2 separate regions of the Mus musculus genome follow, and region 1 is linked to region 2. The links are chromatin loops, found by intact Hi-C in ENCODE. Cell type or tissue: heart. All regions are shown on one strand. Links, peaks and the distances in the headings refer to the core of each region. The heading gives the core; the rest is flanking DNA. Region 1 holds the start of Slc43a3 (solute carrier family 43, member 3). Region 2 holds the start of Rtn4rl2 (reticulon 4 receptor-like 2).

Region 1 (11,520 bases), core at 1,485-9,484, 51 kb before region 2:
GTGACACACATCTATAATCCCAGCACTTAGAAGGCTAAGGACGAATGATCGTGAGTTTAAGAACAAATCGGACTCCATGGTGAGTCTCGGGCCAGCTTAAGAGGTCTTTTCTTAAATGATAATAACAATTAATTAATTTAATAAAAAACAAAACCATTAGCAGACTGGTTGTTAATGGGCTTCTAATATGCTTGCCAACAGTTTGTTCTCCTGATACTCACACCAGCCCTAGAGAGATAGAAAGGCCCCTGTGTAGTCTCTAAGGCCTTCACTACCCTTTCCTACCCACTTTTCCAAGGTGGAAGCACACATCAGCAAATGTTACTTTTTACAGAGTTCCCAGTTTCTGTCCATCCCTGACCCAAGTATATCATGATTACATCTTCCTTCTTCACTGAGCAAAGATTATATATAGGCTTAGTGTAAAGAAGGGGTTTAGTGGTCCCAAGCACATCTCTAGAGACAAACAGGCCTAAGTGCAGGTTCAAATGCCATAGTTGCCACTGCAGAACCTCCGACAGGGATCATGATCTCCATAATACTCTAAGTGTGTCACCTGAGGAGGAACGTGCCTACCTCCAGGGCTGGCAGAAGTCATGCAGGGCTCACAGGACAAGCAACTGGAATTAATAAAGGCTCAAGTGTTCAATAAATGTTAAGTTAGTATTGTGTGTGTGAAAGTGTCTGGAGGCCGGAGGACAGTAGTGAGAATCATTCATCAGGAGACAGAGTCTCACAGTGGCCTTGAGATTTGCCTGTTTGTAACACTCCAAAGTGGGATTACAAGCGCACACCAGGACACTCAGCCTTTTCACAAGGATTCTGGGAATCTAACTCAGGTAGTCGTGCTCGCACAGTAGGCACTTTACGGACTAGGTTATCCCCTCAGGCCCAGCTTCTGGTATTCCTACCTTAATGACGAGGAACACTGCTGAGGAGGAGTCAAATGCTCCATTGTAGAGGGTGATGATGGTTGAACGGTGTTTCCCAAAGAGGTTCCCAATCTGGAGAAGACAAGACAAACTTAGCTGACTTATTCATGAAACACATCTTTACCCTCCTCAGTACCCAGGCGTGATTAATACCTCCACCCTCTCGCACCCCAAATCCTTCCACTCTAGTTTGGGTCAACCCCTCTGGAAACAAATGATGTCTGCACCTCCCTCAGCTGCCTGGGATCAAGGAAGGGGACACAGCTCACACCTGTAGGTTGGTGATAAGGAACAGGATTCCTCCCACTGCGAGCATGGGCATGGCTAGGAAGAGCAGCATGGCAGTGTCTAGAACCATAAAAGTCACAGGAGTGAGTAGTAATTTCATTGGAACCCACAACCCAAGAAGCTGTACTTTCTCCCCTCTCCTCCAGAAGGCTGCGGCTCCCATCAGCTTCCAACTTCCAACAACACAGTAGCACTGGCAGCTCACTTCACCAGCTTGCTGGTGTCCTTTGAGGGCCTGAGGGAGTGGTCAAGAGACTCTCCAGTCACTCCTTCTCAAGTGTCCTGAGACCCCCTTCTCCTTTCCAAAGGCAGCTATGGGTCTGCAGTAGACCATAATAAGTGCCTGCTCCAGCCGGGCGTGGTGGCACACGCCTTTAATCCCAGCCCTTGGGAGGCAGAGGCAGGCGGATTTCTGAGTTCGAGGCCAGACTGGTCTACAAAGTGAGTTCCAGGACAGCCAGGGCTATACAGAGAAACCCTGTCTCGAAAAACCAAAAAAAAAAAAAAAAAGTGCCTGCTCCACCACTGTGGGAGAAGAGGACTCTGGAGTCAGCATTCAAGTCCAGTCTCAAAGTCACTGCTTCACCATGAGTGTGAGCTACCTTCCAAATTCGCCTCGCTCTCCTCACACTATGAACAGAAATGAGAGACTCTATCCTGCTCCACTGAAGCACTGTGACAACCGAGAGAGAAATGCCTGGGATCCTTCCCTTTGGTTGTGAAAATTTGAGCCCTGCCCTGTGGTATGGTGCTTGGCATAAGAAATGCTGCAGGAGTAAGGATATTCCTGGTTCTAAACAAAACAACAAAATCAAACAAGCAAGCGAAACTGGCATGCAAGCAGCAGGCCTCCTAAGTGTTGCATAATCTCTAAATGACTACAAATCACTGAAAAATTAGTCTTAAAAGGGAGCAATTTTGACCTGGCGAGATGGCTCAGCAAGTAACAGCACTGACTGCTCTTCCGAAGGTCCTGAGTTCAAATCCCAGCAACCACATGGTGGCTCACAACCATCCGTAATGAGACCGGACACCCTCTCCTGATGTGTCTGAAGACAGCTACCATGTACTTATGTATAAAAATAAATAAATCTTTGGGCTGGAGCGAGCAGAGACTGAGCAAGAGTTGACCAGAGCAAGCTGGGCCGACTGGAGTGAGCGGGGTTGACCAGAGCAAGCAGAGGTCCTAAAAATTCAATTCCCAACAACCACATGAAGGCTCACAACTGTACAGCTACAGTGTACTCATATACATAAAATAAATAAATAAGTAAATAAATAAATAGATAAATCTTTTTTTAAAGGAACAATTTTTTGCATGAGATAATCCAATGCTTATTGGTGTATTAGGTCTGTTCTAGCATCCTCTATTTTTCTCACATTTTATTTGTGTGTTTGTATATGTTATGTATGTGTGTATGAGTTATGTATGTGTGGGTGTGTGGTATGTATGTGTGTGGTAATGTATGTGTATTATGTGTGTGTGTGTAGCAATGTATGTGCGTGCGTGCGTGTGTGTGTGTGTGTGTGTGTGTGTGTGTGTGTGCACAGTGTTGTATATGTGAAAGCCAAAGGACAACTTGTAGGTGTTTGGTCTCTCCTTCTGGGTTCTGGGACTCAAATTCAGGTCATCAGACTTGGTGGCAAGTATCATTACCCACTAAGAGATATCTTGGCAACCTCTTCACCTCCTCTTAAGAAACTACTGTTCAATGCCTAGAGAAGCTCTGGAAAGAGATGATTTTAGAGATGAGTCATGCTATTTGCCATTCATTTTCTGTTGTTTACAAATGTACATCTCTCCTAATGAGCTAAAGATTGGATATCAGTTTCACAGTAAAATCATCCTAGCATCAATACTTTCCCCAAAACAAAAGTCCTGTTTTAAGGAGGAAGAAAGACTTTTGCTCGGCTAGTGTGGCAATGTGAATAGGAATGGCCTTCGTAGGTCCATATATTTGAATACTTGGTCTTTAGGGAGTGGAGTACTTGACAGGGACTAGGAGGTGTAACCTTGTTGGAGGAAGTGTGTCACTTAGACGTGGGCTTCCGAATTTCAGAAGCCTAAGCCAGACCCATGTCTCTCTCTCTCTCCTTCCTACTGAATGCAGATCCAGTTGGAGAACTCTCAGCTACCTCTCCGGCACTATGTCTCCCAGTGGGCCAACGCTCTTCCCACCATGCTGACAATTGACTAATCCTCTGGAACTTTAAGCCAGCCCCAATCAAATGCTTTCTTTTATAAGAGTTGCCTTGGTCATGTGTCTCAATGCAACATTGACTAAGACAGCCCGGGTGTTGGCTTAATCAGTAAAGAATGTTCCAGCAAGCATGAGGCTCTGTGGCCAGCAGTATAGCCTAACCAGCACAAAGCGAGTGAGTTAGACACAAAGCAAGAGATGCTGCTTCAAAAACACAGGACACCTGAGGGGGCTAAGGTTAGACTTCTGGCTTCTACTTAGATGTAAGCAAGCAAGCCACACCCTCTATATGCACACTCAAGTGAGAGCACATGTCAATATAAATAAGTAACGGGATTCTTGCTCAAAACTCACAAATGTAAGTACACACATAAGTAATGATATAAATTAATAAATTAATTAAATAATAAATAAATAGGCTTAGCTTATTGCTCAATTCTTACAAATGTGACTTCATGAGATTTGTTTAGACCAAAACACCAAGCCCCTGGGTTGGCTGAACACAAGCAGAAACTCCCTCATGACATCAACTGGTTCTGTTACAGCTGTTACACAACAGATCTCACTATTTTTCATTTCTCAACCCTCAAAATGAAGCCACCTAATCTGCCCCTGGGGAAGAATGTTGCGAGTTATCTCTTGGCCAATCTAACCTCCTGCTTCTAGGTCCACTTCCCACATATTTATCCAGGGCCCTAGGAGCCATTAAACTAGTCCCTGCTCACCCTCATCTTATCTCGATTTTTCTCCCCCCCATACAAAGGAAAGGAAACCAGGCAAGCCTGGAATGCACAGACTTTTATAGGAATCACTGGGCGCAATTTTTTGCATGTACCAGGGTTGTTGATTTTGATTCTGCTAAGTGAAGATGATTTTCAAAATTATCACACATGTTACCCAAAAACCCCACAGGAGAACATTTTAATACTGTATAGCTATAATTCTCTCTTCAGTAGGATAAATTTTCCACAGACAATGTGGGTCTATGAAAATATCATGGGCCCTTTGCCTTCTGTACCTGGCCCAGCCATCCACACCCCAGTTGTCCCTCCCTCCCAGCTGTCCATCCTCACTTGCAGAGGTGAAGGCAATGATGATCGTGGCGCAGGTGTAGAAAAATCTGAAATACAGAAGCATCCAGTTAAAAGAAGAAATGTGAGGACCAAGCAGGAGTCGGCTCAGCTGACATCCAACACTAGCTAGAAGTTGACAGCACTGTACACAGCCAGGGAACTCCAGGGGAACAGGCACTTCTGAGAGGTCAGAATCAGAGAAGGCCCGATAGACTGAGAGGTAATCCTGACCCCATAGCTAATACATGTGATAGTAGATCTCAGCAGTAACTCAATGAGAGCCTAGAATCACCTGGGCAATGGGCTGATTACATTAACTGATACTGTTGAGACCTATCTGGACCGGAGTGGAACTATGTGGATGGCAGAGGATTCTGGACTGTATAAAACAGGGAAACTGAACTCAGCTCCCCCATCCTCTGTGTGACTTCAGATGGAATGTGAATAGCTTCCCTCAAGCTCCTGCTGCTGGGGTATCCTACCATGATGGACCAGAGCCTGGAGCCATGAGAAGGCTTCCCTCCTCGAGTCACTTTTGTTGCTGTATTTTATCCCAGTAACAAGAAAGTAACTAGTCCAGAGTCCAGTATCTACGGCTAAACTGGGAAATCTTGGATAATGAGCGCAACTGATGTGTAAATGACTCAGGACTACAGTAGGCAAGGCACAGGGCCTCTTGTCCTGAGGCCAACCCCTTGGGAAAGGGGGCTGGTGCCTGGCCTGCAAATCAAAACCTTAAATTCTAATTTCATCTCCACATGTGACTTTAGACAAGGTACTGCCTTCCTCTGGGCCTCAGTAGCCTTTCCTGGAAAAGGAAAGGGTTAGTCAACATGCAACCAAGGATAGTTATGAAGTCGAACTAAGAGAATCATAAACCTAGTTAAAAAAAAAAAGTTATCGAGATGTGTGTGTGTGTGTGTGTGTGTGTGTGTGTGTGTGTGTAACTGGACTGCATGATTGTTGAAGAGTTCAGGTGACAACTCGGTGTCACAATGTCAGAAGGGTTGGACACGCCTGGATCAGAATGATCTTGATTCCAAATTCAAAGTCATGGCGTTCACAGCTCGGGGTGTGGCTTAGAAGTTGTGGTGGTTGGAATGACTATGCCCCCAACAGGCTCATACATTTCTATACTTGGTTCCAGTTGGTGGAGAGGACTATGAGGCATGGCCTTGTTTGAGGAGGTGGCTGGCTGTGTGATGCCACCCCCAGTGTACTCTCAGCTTCCTGGTTGTGGACCAGATGGGAGTTCTTACTGCTGTTCCGGCAGCCTTAAGGCCAAGCCTTCCCTACACCGTCATAGACTCTGGAACCATAAGCTCAATTTAATGTTTCCTTTTCTAAGTTGCTTTGGTTTTATACATATATACATATCAATCACAGTAACAAGAAAGTCACCAACACAGAAGTAGACACTTGCCTGCCTTTCATGAATCCCTGGGTTCAATCCCCAGCAGGAAAAAAAAAAAGTTCAAAAAAGTTCAAGTGATTCTAGCATAAATGCCAAAGTTCTTGTTCTTGGGCCCCCTTAGTGGTGGAGGACTTTGTAAAGATAGATAACAAATAGAAAGCAGAAGTTCAGGGGCTCAGCGGATAAGAGCGCTGACTGCTCTTCCAGAGATCCTGAGTTCAAATCCCAGCAACCACATGGTGGCTCACAACCATCTGCAATGGGATCTAACGCCCTCTTCTGGTGTGTCTGAAGACAACTACATTGTACTCACATATAATAAATAAATAAATCTAAAAAGAAGAAGAAGAAGAAGGAGGAGGAAGAGGAGGAGGAGGAGGAGGAGGAGGAGGAGGAAGAAGAAAGCCGAAGTTAATCCCAGAACTCAGGAGGCAGAGGCAGGCAGATTTCTGAGTTCTGGTCTAAAAGTGAGTTCCAGGACAGCCAGGGCTATACAGAGAAACCCTGTCTCAAAAAAACAAAAAAACAAATAGAAAGAAAGAAAGAAAAGAAAAAAAGAAAGAAAGCAGAAGTTCAAAAGACACGTGGCAGAGAAGAAACTACAGGAAACAAAATTCGAGTTTCTGTGTAAGGACTTATTCTCCCCAAAGCTTAAGTGTAAGGAATTTGCTTTACTCTCTACTTTCCTTTTCTCTTTCTTTGCCTCACCACATATCTGCTCCTACATGGGCTGTATTGGGACTTAGCAGACCTGCTTATCAATGAACCTAGCCATGGACACTACTGTAATCAGGAGGCAACAGAACCCTGTAAAAGAGCACGAGGTCTCTGACTCATTTGCAGGGGAAACTCCCAGTGTAAGAGGCTCCTGACTAATTAGAGGGCACCTGAAATTTCACCATTGGGTGGGACAACTCAGAAAATGATAAGCAGCAGAGAATGAAGGCAAAGCCTGAGCCACCTAGATGTGAGGCCCTGCCAGAAAAGAGACTGGGGATTCAAGGAACAAGGAAAGCAGATGGTATCGACTATACATTGTTAATTTTGAAACCCTGGCCTCTCAGGAAGTTGAGCATATAACAGGATAGGACACTACAGGGGAAGGTGCAAAGGGAAAGGAAGCCAGCAGTAGGAAGAGGGTGGTGCTAAGGACGGTGACCCTGCTGCTGGGGCAGGGTTTGCCTCTAAGCCAGACTGCTGCCTCACCACTATCTGGTCTCCCACACACCACTCCCTCTCCCTTGCTTCTGCCCAGGCTTACATGGCTATCAGGCGGGCCACAGTAGTCTTGAAGCGGTCAAAGATGTAGCCAGTGGGAAAGGTCATGAAGTTATTCATGAAGGATGCCAGGGTAAAGATGAGTGAGAACTTCTCATCCTGCGCTTTTAAATCTGGGAGAGAAAAGCTCTTAGGAACCCTGATTATGTGAGACAGAATCTGACGCACCCCAACCTTCCTGCCAGGTCAGTGCCCAGACCAGACTCCCCTCTACCTTGAACAACTTTGCTGACCAGAAAGCTACCAAGGTGCATTAAAATATATTGGTCTCTAAAGGTCCCCCTCTAAAACCAGGTGCTTCCTTCCCCATTTGATAGCCTCCACATAAGGGGTGAGAGGGGGCTGACAGTCCCCCCCCCCCATGGAAAGGCTGGCAGGGTGGGTAAAGCACAGAGACCTTCCTATTCTTTCCCAACTCCCAGGAACCAAGCACAGCTTCCTATGAAAAAGCCATCTTTGTCCTTACCAGAAGGCCCTGTTACATTGCTCTGGAGCAAGCAGTCCTGTTCACAGGGCTCTGAAAAGTAGTTTTCTGCTTTGAACACAAACAACAGTGAAGTCCAGCCAAAGAGGACACCAGCAAAACCGATGCATTCCAAGAGTCCAGTCAACAAGGTGGCCAAGTAAAGGGGCAAGCCCTTGCTTGCCATGGTCTGAGGTGAAGTGAGTCCACAAATCCTGTCCTGAGCTTCAGAGAGGACCACTGGTAGTGATGTGTGGGAAATTCCTTTGGCAAGCTCTCGACTTCAATGAGCCCTCTTGTTCCAGCTGTCTCTGGGTTGAGCAAGAAACGCCATGGAATAACCATGGAGCCTGGAAAATGAGGCAGAAGTAGCCTGGTACAGGAAGCTTGGGAAAAAGACACCGAGGGAAAGGGGTCCTCAGGAGAAAGGCCGTGAGGATTTGGAAAATAAAAACTTTCATACATGACCAGCGAATGCGGTTGAGCCATAGAATGTTATCTAGAATTCATTCCCAAACATGGAAAAACAAAAACAACGCCCACGCACCCCCAACACCCACCCCCCGCCAAAATACCGTCCATACATCCTTTCATTCACAGAACCCGCGAAACTACCCATGGGTAAGAAGATAAGGCAGGTCTCAATGGCAACACATGCCACATAGGAAAAAAAACACACACACACACACACATCCTGCCTAATGTTTGGGGACATCACAAGCAGAGGTAGGAGCTCCCCTCCCACCCCCCCAGAACCCCCGACTTGAAAGCCTGAATACAGTCCACCAGAGGAGCAGCCACCCTGAGCCATTCGAAGGCCTGACAAATAAATGTTCGGTCTACAGCGGGAACTCTTCAGTGCGGCAAAAACAAAAACTTCCGAAGGTTTTCTGAACTTGCCCCAAGGTCTCACGGCTACTTGGTCACTATGAAAAATATCCCAACAAGAGCCTTGTCTCGGACCACAATTCCCATCCCCCACCCCCACCCACCCTCCCGCTGCCTCTACCGACAGTCACTAACTTCCACCAGGCAAGAGGTCGCGCTCCAGCCGGCAGCAACTCTCTCCCGGATCTCTGTCGCCGCAGCCTCGCCGCCACCAGGCTACCGCCTTCCACTACCCTCCGCCCAGAGCCTCCCTGTCGAGCTTTGCCCGGCTCGGCTCTGCTCTGCTCAGCCAGACCCAGCCCAGCTCGGCCAGACCCGGCCAGTATCCTTCCAGTCCTACCCGCGATGGGCCGGTTTCCCGCTCTCATGGCCCCTCCTAGTCCTCTGCCTCAGGTTGGCCGCCTCCTGCTTGTCTCCTCCAGTAAGAGCTTGGGACCCTCCCCTGTCTCCACCACTTCCTTCTTTGCAATTTGCTAAACACATGAAACTCAAGAAGAATGAAGACTGAAGTGTGGACACTATGCCCCTCCTTAGAAGTGGGAACAAAACACCCATGGAAGGAGTTACAGAGACAAAGTTTGGAGCTGAGATGAAAGGATGGACCATGTAGAGACTGCCATATCCAGGGATCCAACCCATAATCAGCATCCAAACGCTGACACCATTGCATACACTAGCAAGATTTTATCAAAAGGACCCAGATGTAGCTGTCTCTTGTGAGACTATGCCGGGGCCTAGCAAACACAGAAGTGGATGCTCACAGTCAGCTAATGGATGGATCACAGGGCTCCCAATGGAGGAGCTAGAGAAAGTACCCAAGGAGCTAAAGGGATCTGCAACCCTATAGGTGGAACAACATTATGAACTAACCAGTAACCCGGAGCTCTTGACTCTAGCTGCATATGTATCAAAAGATGGCCTAGTCGGCCATCACTGGAAAGAGAGGCCCATTGGACACGCAAACTGTATATGCCCCAGTACAGGGGAACGCCAGGGCCAAAAAAATGGGAATGGGTGGGTAGGGAAGTGGGGGGAGGGTATGGGGGACTTTTGGGATAGCATTGGAAATGTAATTGAGGAAAATATGTAATAAAAAAAATAAATAATAAAAAAAAAAAGAAAATAGCTGGCATAACCTGAGGCAAGGGAACAAGTTATCTCCTCCAAACATCACTTACATATACCAGAGACTGGGATTTCCTCAGACAAAGCTTTTAAGCGACATTTGCCAACTTGTAAAATAAAAGAGTCTCTTTCAAAAAAAAAAAAGCCGGGTGTGGTGGCACACACCTTTAATCCCACCCAGGAGGCAGAGGCAGTCGGATTTCTGAGTTCAAGGCCAGCCTAGTCTACAAAGTGAGTTCCAGGACAGCCAAGGCTATACAGAGAAACCCTGTCTGGAAAAACCAAAAAACAAACAAACAAACAAACAAAAACTGTCAATTGGTTGGGTGCAAATATCTGCATCTGACTCTTTCAGCTGCTTGGTTGGGTCTTTCAGAGGGCAGTCGGAGGGTGGATAAAATCTGGAGTTTAAAATTAATTTAATTAATTAATTAAAAAAAAAAAACTCTTCTTTTTTCCTATCCCAACAGTTGTCTAGGATTCAGACAGGGTCTTTTTTGCTCTCTTTTGACTGACTTTAAGCTTTAGGTAATCCTGCCTCAGCTGCCCTAACTAAGCTTGTTTTAACACAGTTCCAGGCGCTGGGCCAGACATAGGGATCAAAAGCAACTGCATGTGGATGCCATTGTGTTTCCGCATTACCTTGCCCCCTCGGGTGGGCACCATACAAACTGTTTCCCACTTGCTCATCACTCGCTCCCCACCTCACGTTTATCCCCAGAGCTGCCAAGAAAACCCCACCATAAAAATCATGAAGCTGGAATCAGGACAGAGGTGCTTATCAGGAACCATCACTGGAGGGGGCCTTGCCTTTCCCCTCTAAGGATCCTTTTCACTGTTCCCCCCGCCCCTGCTGAAACCCCCAGCCCAGGCTCCGAGAGAGCCTTCCTGCCAGACTGCATTGATTAACTATTCATTCACCATCCCATTTTTTATTAATCAAAGACATTTATAATTGCCCATCGGAGCTTGTGATCAGCATGAAATAGCTGGCCTAACCAGCTGTGCTGCTCTCCAGCCCAGAGCAAATGAGCCAATGTCTTCCTTGCCTGAACCACAGTTCTCCTTGGAGAGAGAGCTGCCTTTTTGCATTAGATGCCCAGCTTCCTGGCTCGGCCCTCTTTCTACAGGGAGATGGTGGGAAGGCAAGCACCAGGAAGTGAGGTCCCGATCACCACCCAAACAAAGTATCAAAAAAGACTATTCAAGTGACTTACTGCAGAGGGAGAGACCACAGACCCACTAGCTGCCCCACTAAAACGGGTTCAAAGCACCTTAGTTATAGGAGCTGTCCTCAAAGTGAAGTCCACCTGGAGCGGATTCAGCAGGCTAGGTGAGATTTCCAATTTGTAGTTATCTGGGCCAGAGAGGGAGTTTAGTGGAGAATCCTGAAAGGACTTTGCCCCAAGATCATGCCTCACAGCCCAAACTGCCAACTCCCAAACCTCTGCTCTTAACTGCTCTTAACTTCTCCAGTCTTAACACCAGATATTGAGACATTGCAGAAAACATGTCCTTTCTTTAGAAATTAAAAAGTAAATTAAATTAGAAAGGGGGGAGGGTGACGATGGGGAACTAAAAATACAAGACGAGACAAAAGGGAAACACAGAGCCAGATTTTCCGTTTTCCTGCAAGTCACTGCTGTGCATGCAAGCCCAGCCTCAGCCCCGGGCTCATGTGTTGCTCTCCTGAGGACCTGGTGGATAAGGAACTGGAAAGAGCAAAGGAAGAAGAGAAAAGGTCAAAGCCAAGATAAAGAGAATTTAGAATGCAAATCAGCAGGAGCAGTCAGGAGAGTACAGCTCTGGAGCCGCCAGAGCGCAGGACTCAGGATAAGCCAGCCTAGACTTAAGTAGC
Region 2 (11,140 bases), core at 3,141-11,140:
CAACACAGAAAGGAGCTGCTGGCCTGTTAGATGATCCTTATCATGAATAAGACTCAAGTGCAGAGCAGTGGGCTGAAGGCTCTTGGGAAACCAGTGACGCCCTACTTGAACTTTGGCATTTGGTTTTGCTTTCTGTTTTGTTATGATTGTTTGTTTTGTTTTTAAACAAGGTCCTGAGTATCCTCCCAGCTTCCCTGGAACTCACTGCCCAGTCCAGGATGTCCTTGAACTTTTGATCCCTTGTCTCTCAAGTGCTGGGAACACTGGCAAGGTTTTGAATACTTGTTCTGTTTGATTTGAGCAAATCTCTAGCTCATGGCAGGTCTCATATTCCTAAGGTGTAAAGCATAAATCTTTTAAAAACCATTTCTGAACTGGGTGGTGGGTGGTCCATGTCTTTAATCTCAGCTCTGGGAAGGCAAAAGTAGGTGGATCTCTGTGAATTAAAGGCCAGCTTGGGCTACAGAGCTAGTTCCAGGACAGCCAAGGCTACACAAAGAAACCCTGTGTTGAAAAAACAAACAAGCAAACAAAAACAAATCTGATCATTATAAAGATCCAGCAGACAAGAGTACTGCAAATTCCCAGGTAGTGGTACTACAGCAGTCAAGTATCTGAAGCCAAGTTTCCACTACGAATGATTTGATCTAGATTTGACCCGAGCAAGACCTGGGGAAGTGTTGTCCCTGAGGTAGAGGGTGCAGTTCTGAATGTGTCTTGTAACAGGGGCTAGGAAAGCTCAGGCTGAGGAGAAAAACAGGGGCTGATTCAAGACCTGGAAGTGGAAAAGAGAAGGACGTGTAGAAAATGTGATGCCCGAAAGAGAGACCGAGACTCACTGTGAGACAAATTCAGATTTTATCCAAAGGAAGATAGACAAGATCATTGATTCTTTAAAAACTGTACAGTCAAAAATACAGCCAACCCACTTAAATGATTCCACAGTCCCCCCCCCCAAAAAAAAATCAGGTGGAGGGGCTGGAGAGATGGCTCAGCCCTGTCTCACTGCTCTCCCAAAGGACCTGAGTTTGGTTCCCAGGACCCACATCAGGCAGCTCACTACTGCCTGCAACTCCATTTCCAGAATATCTGATGGGAAGGCCAGAGGGATGGAAGTTAAGAGCACTTGCTGCTCTTCCAGAGGACTCAGCTTCAGTTCCCAGTACCCACACGGTCGGTGACTCTCAGTCATCTATAACTTCAGTTCCAAGTGGATCTAACACCTAGGCACCAAGGCAAAACACTCATAGACATAAAAGTAAATAAGCAAGCAAGTAAATAATGAATAGCTTTATAAATAAAATGCTAATGAAAGAATTTAAGTGTTTTGAAAGTGATTTGATTGGAATTTTAAAACTAAGTGATTTATGTTACACTCAGTGTGAACCACAGCTATCTCGAAATCATGGTGGCAATACATTAGTGTCTGGAGTTTCTCAAACACTGGTATACGATGCTGGTTTTAGAATTCAACATGATTTCTGTGAGTCACACAGACTAGAGTTAAAGCTCTTTGGCTGGACAGGTAGGCTAGCCACACCAGAACACAGATTCCTAATTTATAAAATGGGAGTGATATTTTTATGTCACAGGATGCCTGCAAAGATGAAGTCACATGCATAAGGCATTCATTCACTTCTTGGAATGTATGAAGTGCCCTGTAAGTGTCTCAATTGTAATTACAGTGAGTGGAAGCTAATGAGTTTTACTTCATTGACCATATAAGATTTTGTTGTTATAGAACCTATTCCGTTATGGAAATAAATTTCAACATTATTAACAGATAGTTAAGCAAAAAAGAAAAATCACCCATCACTCTCCCAACGGTTGCCAATTTTCGTTTTTGCATAGTCTCCACTTGACTTTGTAAATGAGTACTTATTTTGCATGCCTGCAATCAGCATTCATGCAAATTTTGTGTCCTGCCCTTTATCAACAAACAAGTTATAAACAGTTTGCATGTTTCTGCATATCCTTGATTATTACCAGGTTTTCGCCTTATAGCCTTGCATTGACTAGAGCAGCCGTGGTTTTTTTAACCATCTCACTGCTTGGAGAAATGAAAGAGAATGATTCCACTGGCATGCCTGGGGGCTTTTTTCCACCTACTGAATTATGTTCTTTAGACCAATTCCCAGAAGCGGGCTTAGTGGGTCAAAAGATAACAATACTCTCAGGGCTCTTGTTGCATATTCACTTGGTTGTTTTGCAGGCTTGCAGACTGCTTCCAACGACTCGCTTGCACAGATTTTACCCAGCCTTGCCAGCGCAGGATGATGATGTCTGTTAAATTCTGCTAATTTAATCAGTCTGAAATGCTACCCTGATTCAGCTTTCATTTCCATCTCTTTGATCACAAACAGTTTGAACTATTTCCCAAGTATCTGTTTGCTCTCTTCCTATCCAACTGGGTGAAGCAGCCGGCCACATCCCTCACCTCTTTGTCTATTGAAGTCTTTCGATTCATGTGCTAGATTCCAGGGAGTGCCTCAGAGTCCACAGAGAGGAATCCTTTGCTAGCCAGATTTGGCCGCTGAGGTTTTTTGAGCAGAATGATGCGTGAGCAAGACTACACCTTAGGAAGATTAATTCTCAGCTTAATTGAGGAAAATGGACTGAGAGGCAGAGATATCTGTCAGCAGGATATTGTAACAGGGATCTGGACTAGGCAGTGACTGCAGACCCCAGTCAGTAGGGGTCTTATGTCCCTCCTTCTAAGGCATGTGGCTCTTCTCTTCACCCCTATCCTACAATCCCCCTCTTTCCCATGAACTTGCCCTCCCTTGAAAATCCAGTGGAACCCAGAGGGAAAGAATTATTCTGCTCTATCTGCTCACTACATAACTAAAGAAAGTCTTTCCCAAAGAGGATCTCAGACATGCCAAAACGCCCACCCTTATGTGATGTCTTCATAAAGGTAATGCAAAGAAGTGTAGTTATAGCAATACGGATGTTTGGCTCATTGGGTTTTGTTTGTTTTGTGTTTGTTTGTTTGTTTTGTTTTGTTTGCTCTCTAATGTGGTCCCCAGACTAAAAATCTCTAAGGCAACCCATCTAGTAAACACCACAAACAGGACTTCTAAGCACTGCCCCACCTCCAATTTAATTTTTCACCCTTTGATAGATACCAGCATGACCCAGACCCCAGCAGAATGTATGTGTGACATGGAAATATCAGAGACATTGACAGGGCTCACTTCTGCATACATAAAATAAGTGGAATGAGAGAAAATGTGAACTCTGAACTAGGCAAGTCGGCAAGTTCATGGTCTTAAGGATACAAGAGTCCCTTCATCCTTCAAGGGACTCCAGTCCAGGCAGTGGGACCCAACTTTTGAATTACTATGCCTCCAGGAAGCCAAATCTTGACTGAAGCTCAGCACTATGTGGGGCTTCAAGAAAGAGAGATTATTAGTATGTACTGAGGTTGCTCAGTCCTGATCCTTTTGGATGAAGTCATGTGACTTCTTGGCATGGCTGGACCTAAAATGTACAGAGTTGGGGTGCAAGTGCAAATAGAAATATTATTGACATAGGCTGGGAGTTCTCTCCTCACACAGCAGTCAAAGCAGGCAAGACTTGCCCCTCTGAGTAACCCTTTGCTTCCCAAGCCGCGGCCACCCTTCCTGCATTCTACAAAGAAATCTGATACTAGAAATCTGCATTCAAATTTAGAATGGATTGATTCCACGAGGTTCTATACAGAAATATACCATGTCCTAGTCTCTTCCAAACTATAATTTTAGCCCTAACAAGAGTCCTCAAGGACAAACACACAAACACCCAGATCTGCAGATCTATGGTCTGTGAACATTCTCTCTAATGCACCCCCCTCCCCCGAGCCAAGCTTCTGTTATGGGAACAGAAAGGTGGGTTGGAGAAAAGGCTCATGAGTATCCTCAAAGGAGAGTTGGGCCTTGATAAAAAAAAAAAAAACAAAAACAAAAAACCTCTGTAGTCCCTAGCACCACAGTGAGCATACAGGCTCTAAGAGGCCTTAGGTAAGTCTTATCTCGTGGATGGATATTGCCTGGAGACAGACTGGCAAGTATGGAGCTCAAGGCAAGACTCTTCTGGCTCCAGTTTGTGTTTCATCTGCTAAACGGACTACAAACAAAACCTCCCTCATAGAGTTTCTCTAAGCCATCTAGTGCACAGAAGTTGGTGGCCTGAAATAAGTAATGACACACAGTAAGTGCCATAAGTAACATGAATTGAATCTTCTGGAACTAGAGTTACAGATATTTGTTAGCCACCGTGTGGATGCTGGAAACCCAACCCTGGTCCTCTGCCAGAACAAATGTTCTTAACCTCCAATTCACCTCTCCAGGTCCCAAACATGACCTTTAAACTAATATTGTTTGTTTGTTTGTTTGTTTGTTTGTTTGTTTTTTCTTCCTCGATTTAGAAAGGTCTGTTTTGGTGTCCTCTCCCCCACAAGACTAGCAGAGCAGGTCATGATCCTCCAGCTGCGGGTGCATCTTGAAGATGATGCAGTGTGTGTGGTAATGGACCAGTTCCGAGTAATGCAGGGGAACATCCACTAGCTCTGAGTGGTGGATAGAGAGAAAGCTAAGAACCCTAAAATGAAGTTCCACAGAATCCCTACATATAAATCCTGATCATCTACCGAGCCCATACACCACCCACTGCCCAGAGCTGGGACAGTAAGAGCAATGTGGACCCTGACTGATAGACCCCAGGTTAAGTAGCTTCCATCCCAGAAGGAAGGCCAGAAAGCCAGGCTCTCAGGAACTCCAAATCCGCGATGTTCCCTTCAACAGTGGGGAAACTGAAGCCCTGAGAGGCCATCCCAGGTTACACTCACAGGAAGGATTGAGGCTGAACTTCTGGTTGAGTTTGGGAATCCTGCCATCACGGTGAACAACCTTGGCATGTGCTAAGAGATGCTAGCAATGTCAAGTTCAGCTCCATGGGGAGGCCATCATGACTAAGGACTCACAACCCAGCACGACCCTTTACCCCTGATGAACTTAGGTTCTAACTCTCCTTTTTACCCACAAACTGCAGAGTCTGGTCTCCAGGTCGTTCTAGGCTACAAGCACAGGTAGCGACACTATTTAGCATTCTTGAGCAGGGGGTCAGAGACTCTGTTAGATTTTTTTTCATGCTTTATCTCATTTAATCCTCAAACAACTCTATGATCTGGGAACCAGAATTTTTCCTCTCTCGTTTTCTACCTGAGGAGCCTGGAGGCTTAGAGAGCGCTCAGCCCCTTGGTGAAGGTCATCTGTTTAACTAGTGAATTGTGCAGCAAGGCATGCACTAGACAGAGCCTCTGTGTTTGTGACCACTGAGCAATCTCAAAATATGCATTTACTAAACAGTGTTCTAATGTTGAAGGTGCCAAACAGGAGGTATTTAGGAGGGGGTGGGGGAGGCTCTGTTAACTCACTAAATGGCACCACCAGAAAGATTAGGGGTCCCAGTGACACAATGAGAATACTCATGGAGGACATATTGTGATAATCTGGCTAATATGCCACCTCCTTCTAGCCTTCTTTTTCCCAGAAACTGGCTTGATGGGGGGGGGGGGGGAGTGCGGGGAGGGGAATAGTCTATATTCATCAACCCCTTTCTAGAGATCTTTGGCTTCCACTAGGACTGCAGCTCCGCATATAGCCACCAGAGGGCGAGCCATGTCTGTGGCCAAGAGTACCCAGAGCCCGGCCAACTGTCTAAGCAGAGATCTGTCTACATGACCAGGCCACCTTCCCCGGTTACACTGAGCCATCAGTATACCTCTTGGGATCTCCAAACATTTCGCTGCCAAAAAACAAAAACAAAAACAAAACAAACAAACAATCAAACAAACGAAAATACCCATCACGAGGTCTGCCTCTAATGGGTCAGCCCGTATCAAAAAAAAAAAAAAAAAAAAAAGACCTCGAAACAGCAATGAGGCCAGCTTGCCTTGGGAGCTGGAGACTATGTAACCTGATGAATGCTACTTTCTCTATGTACAAATGAGTAAAGGGAGTGTAAGGAAGAGAGTGAATGGGCCGGGGTACTTAGAGAAAGCTGGTGCTCAAATCCAGAGAGAGTTGTCAGAGTGCAAGGAGAGGGGCCCCCAAGAGTAAATGTCTGGAGAAGCAAGAGGTGGGAATAGCCCACAGGGAAATCCAAACGCACAGCAGGATTCTGGGAAACCGCTACTAGCCATCCGCCCACCCACCAGCCAGCGGTCCAACAGCCTTGCTCAGCACCTGTTGGACACACTGTATGAGAAGCATTTCCTGCCCTCAAAACGCTGGCAGTCTAGAGGAGCGAGTGGTGAGTCAACAGATAACCATGGGAAACCCGAACACCTGTACAAGGCGGTGGCTTAGAGAGCTTGTGGCTGTCTAGGGAATCCCAACTTGGGCTGATGGAGAGGCCTGGAGCTGAGGACCCTCTTCCCCACACAGCTCATCCCAGGATGGGGTTCCCCTCCAAGCTTTGGTTGTCTGCCTGTGCTGGGGGCCAGTGTCCCCTCCCACCCCTCTCAGAAGAGCTGAGGCCCAGGGAGTCGATGAAGCACACCTGAGTCAGCCCGCCGCCCACCCGCCCCTCAGCGTCTGTCTCCGCATCTTGTGATATTTCGCTCCCCGGGAGCCAGCCCCATTGCGCTCCGGAGGCAGCTCGGCAAACAAATCCAGCGACAGATTGTGCCGCGGCTCATTCCGGGGAAGGACGCCAAATCCCACCCTGCTACCCCCAACACTCCCTCCCCGCCGCCCCCTCCAGCACTAAACACCCCCCCACACCCTCGCGCACGCTCCAGGAGCGGGCCCTGCACAGGGTAGGACCCAAGGAAAATCAAGGCTCTATTCCAGAGAGAGGAGACCCAAATATGCCCCTTTCTGTTTCTATCTGACCTGGAAAAAGAGAAAAGCAGGAGAGAAAATTCAGGGACTGCCAAGCTGCGAGCCCCGGAAGCAACGTAAGATAGAACCACCAGGGGGCACTCCAGAATGAGGTGCAAGAGTCTGAGAGCAGCTACCACCACCAACATCGCAGCCCAGCCAAGAAACAAGATGAAAGGGAGGAAGGGAGTAGAGACAAAGAGGCGAGGAAACACATGCGGACTTGGAGAGGCCAAGAGGAGGCTGGGACTCTCTCTCTCTCTCTCTCTCTCTCTCTCTCTCTCTCTCTCTCTCTCTCCCCCCCCCCCTCTCTCTCTCTCTCTCTCTCACACACACACACACACACACACACACACACACACACATACACAGAGACAGAGAGAAAGAGAACCAATGAAGACAGAAGATATACTCATCTCATCTTTGGGGAGGAAAGGACAGAAACTAAAAGGCGGCGCACAAGAGAATAGAGATTAAAGATGGGGATCATAAAATATGAATAAGAGTTGGGGGAGAAAATGAGAGAAATCGAATGAGTACGAGAGAAGAATGGCAGATTATAAAAGGTGCGTGGAGTGAATGAGAAGAATGAGACTAGCATATATAAAGCGCCGACTGTATGCCGTGCACAGCGTTGGACCCAGGCACAGGTATGAAGAGGAGCCCGTGCCTGGACTAAGGGTTCCTCCGCTCCACTCGCAGGCAGGGTCCGACTGCATCCAGATGGCCCTGGCACCGCCGCCGTAGGCACCACTGCAGCAATCCCAACCCCGCGTGCGCCGCTTGGCGACAGTTCCCCAAGCGGCTCCCTTCATACGGGGGTTATCAAAAACCGTGTACTAGGCACCTTGGACTGACCAAGACTAGGGCGAAAGGCGTTGAGGCTTTTAAAATAAGGCGCTGAGGTCAGGGATTGGCTGACTCCGCCAGGATAGAGGCGTCTAGGGACCCTATGAGGCCCCTATCCGCCCCTTGGTAAGAAGAGGGTTAGAAGTTTTTGTGAACCAGCAGTCTGCTACCACTTTTGGATCCTCTTCTGCCCTCTGGCGAGAGATAAGAAATCATACCCTTTGGGACATATCACGTAAATACACGCGCGCACGCGCGCGCGTTCACACACGCACACAATTCGCACGCACGCTCAAACTTACACCCATTTGTAAAAAGCTTTAAGGTACATACAACACACCTGAACATTTATTCCCTTCTCCTCCCATCCCGAACTCGAGCGCGCAGAATTTCACACAGCCCTCGCGTGGCTCAACCAGAGCAGAAACCAGCGAGCACACACTAGTACTCCCGCCCTGGTCCTGGTTCCCGACAGGAATAAAAGGCCAGCACTCAGCTACACCTGCCCAAGCGTCTGCGCGCGCGAGCACGCGCACATACACTTGCTCACACGAACTCCTAGACACACTGGTCCTATAGCTATGCAAACCGCCCTGAGGGTCTAGGAAGAAAAGAAAACGTGACATTTTGCAGTCTTTAAGGGACGCAAACGATCGCGAAGGGCAGGGCAGGAGGAGGGGCGCTGAGTGGGAAACTGCTCTGAAACTGCATATCTTCTGGGAAAGTTGGGAAATCCTCACCCTGAACAAGTCAGGGGGTGGGGGTGGGGAGGGGACTTAACACTACTGCATGCGCGCGCGCGCGCGCACACACACACACACACACACACACACACACACACACACACACACCAAGAAGGGATTTCTCTAAAGGCATGGCGCCGCAGAGGCTACGGGAACACAGCCTTCCCGATCTCCCAAGGTTGGGAGGGGGCCGGAGACTGAGTGGTCTAGATGGAGAACTACTCCCTCCTCCTAGTAGCCAGCAAAGGGTTAAACCGGCAGGCCGGGAAGCGAGGGAGGAGCCAGCGAGTGCGGGAATGGGGGGGGGGGGGGAGCGCTTCTTCGCTGTCCCCACTCTCCCTCGGCGAGCAGCCGGGGCGCACGGACCGACCGACTAACCGACTCCCTGCGGGGCCGCGCTGCTGAAGGGGCGCGGACACCGGGTGTCCAGGGTCAACCCAGCCCTTTCCATCCCGTCGTGCCCCGCCCCGTCCCGTCGGGGCCGATGGCTCCTTCCGAGGCACGGAGTCCGGGGGGCGCAGGGTAGAACTCCGCAGCCCCGCTACGTAGCCCGGGACTCCCCGGGTCCTTACGGAGCCCCGCGGAGTCCCCGCCGTCTGTCCGGCGGGATAAGGGAGCGAGTGGGAGTGCCCTCCCCCCCGCCGCCCCCTCCCCCGATCGTCGAGACAAGATGCTGCCCGGGCTCCGGCGCCTGCTGCAAGGTAGGGACACCGGCCGGCGGGAGGACACTAGAGAGAGAGGCGCCCCTCTCCTTGGGCACGAGGGTGGGGCAGTGAAGGGGGTGGGGTGGGTAGGGAGCAAAAAACCGCTTAGCGCGGGAGCGGCGCCTCCGCCCCCAGAGCTGCCAGCCGCAGGAGGGCACTGGGCTTGGAGCCTGCGGGAATGTGCGGGGAGCTCGTGACCAAGGGGGGACGCGGAGGGCAGACCGAGCTGGCTGGGAGGAGGAGAAAGAGGCTCAGGTTCTGTTGTCCCGGCTCCACCTGCTCCGGGGGGACGCTGAGGACTCGGGCCGGCTGGGGAAGCGCCGACTCAGCAACTCCTCGTGCCCGGTGTCTCAGCACTTTCCAGTCACCTGGGAAGACAAGCCATGTGGGTAGGGGTCTGCCTGGGAATGAAGGGGGTAGAGAGAGATTCCCCAATGGCCCTGCCTAGTCGCATAGATGGAGGGGCTAAAAGGAGGCTAGTTCCGAGCACTGAGTGACAGCCAAGGGTGTGGGCTGGAGACTGGGGGCGGGGAGGGTAGGGGTCGGAGGGAGGAGGGGAGTCAGGATGAGAAAAGTGTCTAGGGAGGTGGGGGTGAGAAAGAGGAGGTGGGGGGCGGGATAAAGGAGGGGTAGGAGGAGGCATAAAGGTTAGACGACCAGAAACTGGGGTCCAGGGGAAGACCAAGGAAGAGGGAGGAGAGGGTGACCAGTTCAGGAGAGAGGTGTACAGGGGCATAAAAAGCTAGAGGGGAGCGGGGGGGGGGGGGGAGATAACCGGAAGGGTGAGGACTGGGGCTCTAGGAGATTGGAATGGAAAGGGGATGGGAGGACTAGAAACCAGCGGAAGCTAGTGAGGAAGGATAGATGTAAGACTCAGACACCAGGAAAATGGTCACCAGGGGTGGGGGCCGGGATCCCTACGCGGTAGAGTGATTTGAGACGGATTAGGATGTCAACAGAAGCCAGAGAAGGAGATGGAAGAGAAGCGATGGTGCCCAGGGAGTAGACAAAGAGGCTCTGGTAACCACTTCCACGTGGGAAGCTCTCCATTCCAAAGCGCCTGCCTGGTATAGCCCTTCTCTCAGGAGTAGCTGCTGGGCTAGTCCAAAGGACCCTGAGCTCGGGGTCTGGGTTAGAGCTGAGGGAAGGAGCGTGAGCACTTTGTGTGTGGGGGTGGGGGGCAGCCTCCTTGGGGTGGGTACCTGGGCTGCCTCAGCGCTGCCATTTATATCTCCAAGCCCCGACGTCGGATCCTGCCGCCCCACAGTAGCTGCTTATTTTGGGGTGTTACATTCTGGCAGAGTGAGAAGCTGTTTGCAGCAGCTTTAAAGCCTCCAGTCACCTGCATCGGTGCCTCCTCAGGCCCCTGCGTCACTGGTATGCCATCGCCCCCCTGCCACTCCCAAGGCCCCCCACCTCCTCACCCTCTGCCCCCTCAGCATCTGCCTGGCAGGCCCCTGGCTCTTCTCTGAGGCAGCGTTTGAGGTGTGCAGATGGTGCTTGTATTTAGGACCCAGCACCTTCTTTCTACAACTAGAGGCCTGTCTACTTTTACTGGGACATCTCTGCCCTATTATGGTGCACCCTGGTTCCTGCCTTGGACACTGCCCCCCACCCCTTCCTCCTCAAGTTTCTTATTCCCAGGGGCCTCTGGCCTAACGGCTGGCACAAGCTGAGAACTTTATCTCAGATCCTGGGTACTCCAAGGTCTGGCAGCCCTTGGGCTTTGACCATGATCCCTTGGTGAATGGATCCTTTTGGCTCTGGGTACCTTAGCCTTCCGGGGATCAATATCATGTTGTAGTCTCTCTCCACTCCCTCCTGTGGCCAGATCTGGCTATGCCTTTGGTCACTGATCACCTCTTCTTGACTCTCAATTGTGCTGTGCTCTAGAGTAACCAGAGCCTGGAACCTAGGAGTGGAAATCTATGGAGAGAGCCTATGTCCATCCTGTCCTGTCCCCACCCCCACCCCGTGA

What was found. Hi-C counts contacts between places; a loop is a spot of excess contacts. Peaks named below come from ENCODE experiments on the same cell type or tissue, not always from the same donor. Only the 100,000 strongest peaks of a DNase experiment are listed, where the experiment ranks them.
Region 1: it touches region 2 in a loop (6-fold over the local background); 5 of 42 quality-filtered maps call a loop at or near these places.

Annotation. Positions count from the first base shown.
Region 1 is chr2:84,934,002-84,945,521 of GRCm38, reverse strand. It overlaps Slc43a3 (solute carrier family 43, member 3), which reads right to left and starts at 8,876. Exons shown (of 13, transcript NM_021398.3): 1 at 8,673-8,876; 2 at 7,653-7,999; 3 at 7,170-7,299; 4 at 4,495-4,541; 5 at 1,204-1,280; 6 at 912-1,004. The coding sequence starts at 7,836. In heart, for the core only: CTCF peaks have their summits at 6,173 (motif pointing left) and 8,783; DNase peaks (open chromatin) are centred at 4,050, 7,081, 7,741, 8,891 and 4 weaker places; H3K4me3 peaks cover 3,073 bases; H3K27ac peaks cover 2,726 bases.
Region 2 is chr2:84,884,681-84,895,820 of GRCm38, reverse strand. It overlaps Rtn4rl2 (reticulon 4 receptor-like 2), which reads left to right and starts at 9,129. Exons shown (of 3, transcript NM_199223.1): 1 at 9,129-9,159. The coding sequence starts at 9,129. In heart, for the core only: CTCF peaks have their summits at 5,658 (motif pointing right), 6,942 (motif pointing right), 7,921 and 10,994; DNase peaks (open chromatin) are centred at 5,670, 6,880, 8,130, 8,930 and 4 weaker places; H3K4me3 peaks cover 4,177 bases; H3K27ac peaks cover 1,005 bases; H3K27me3 peaks cover 6,709 bases.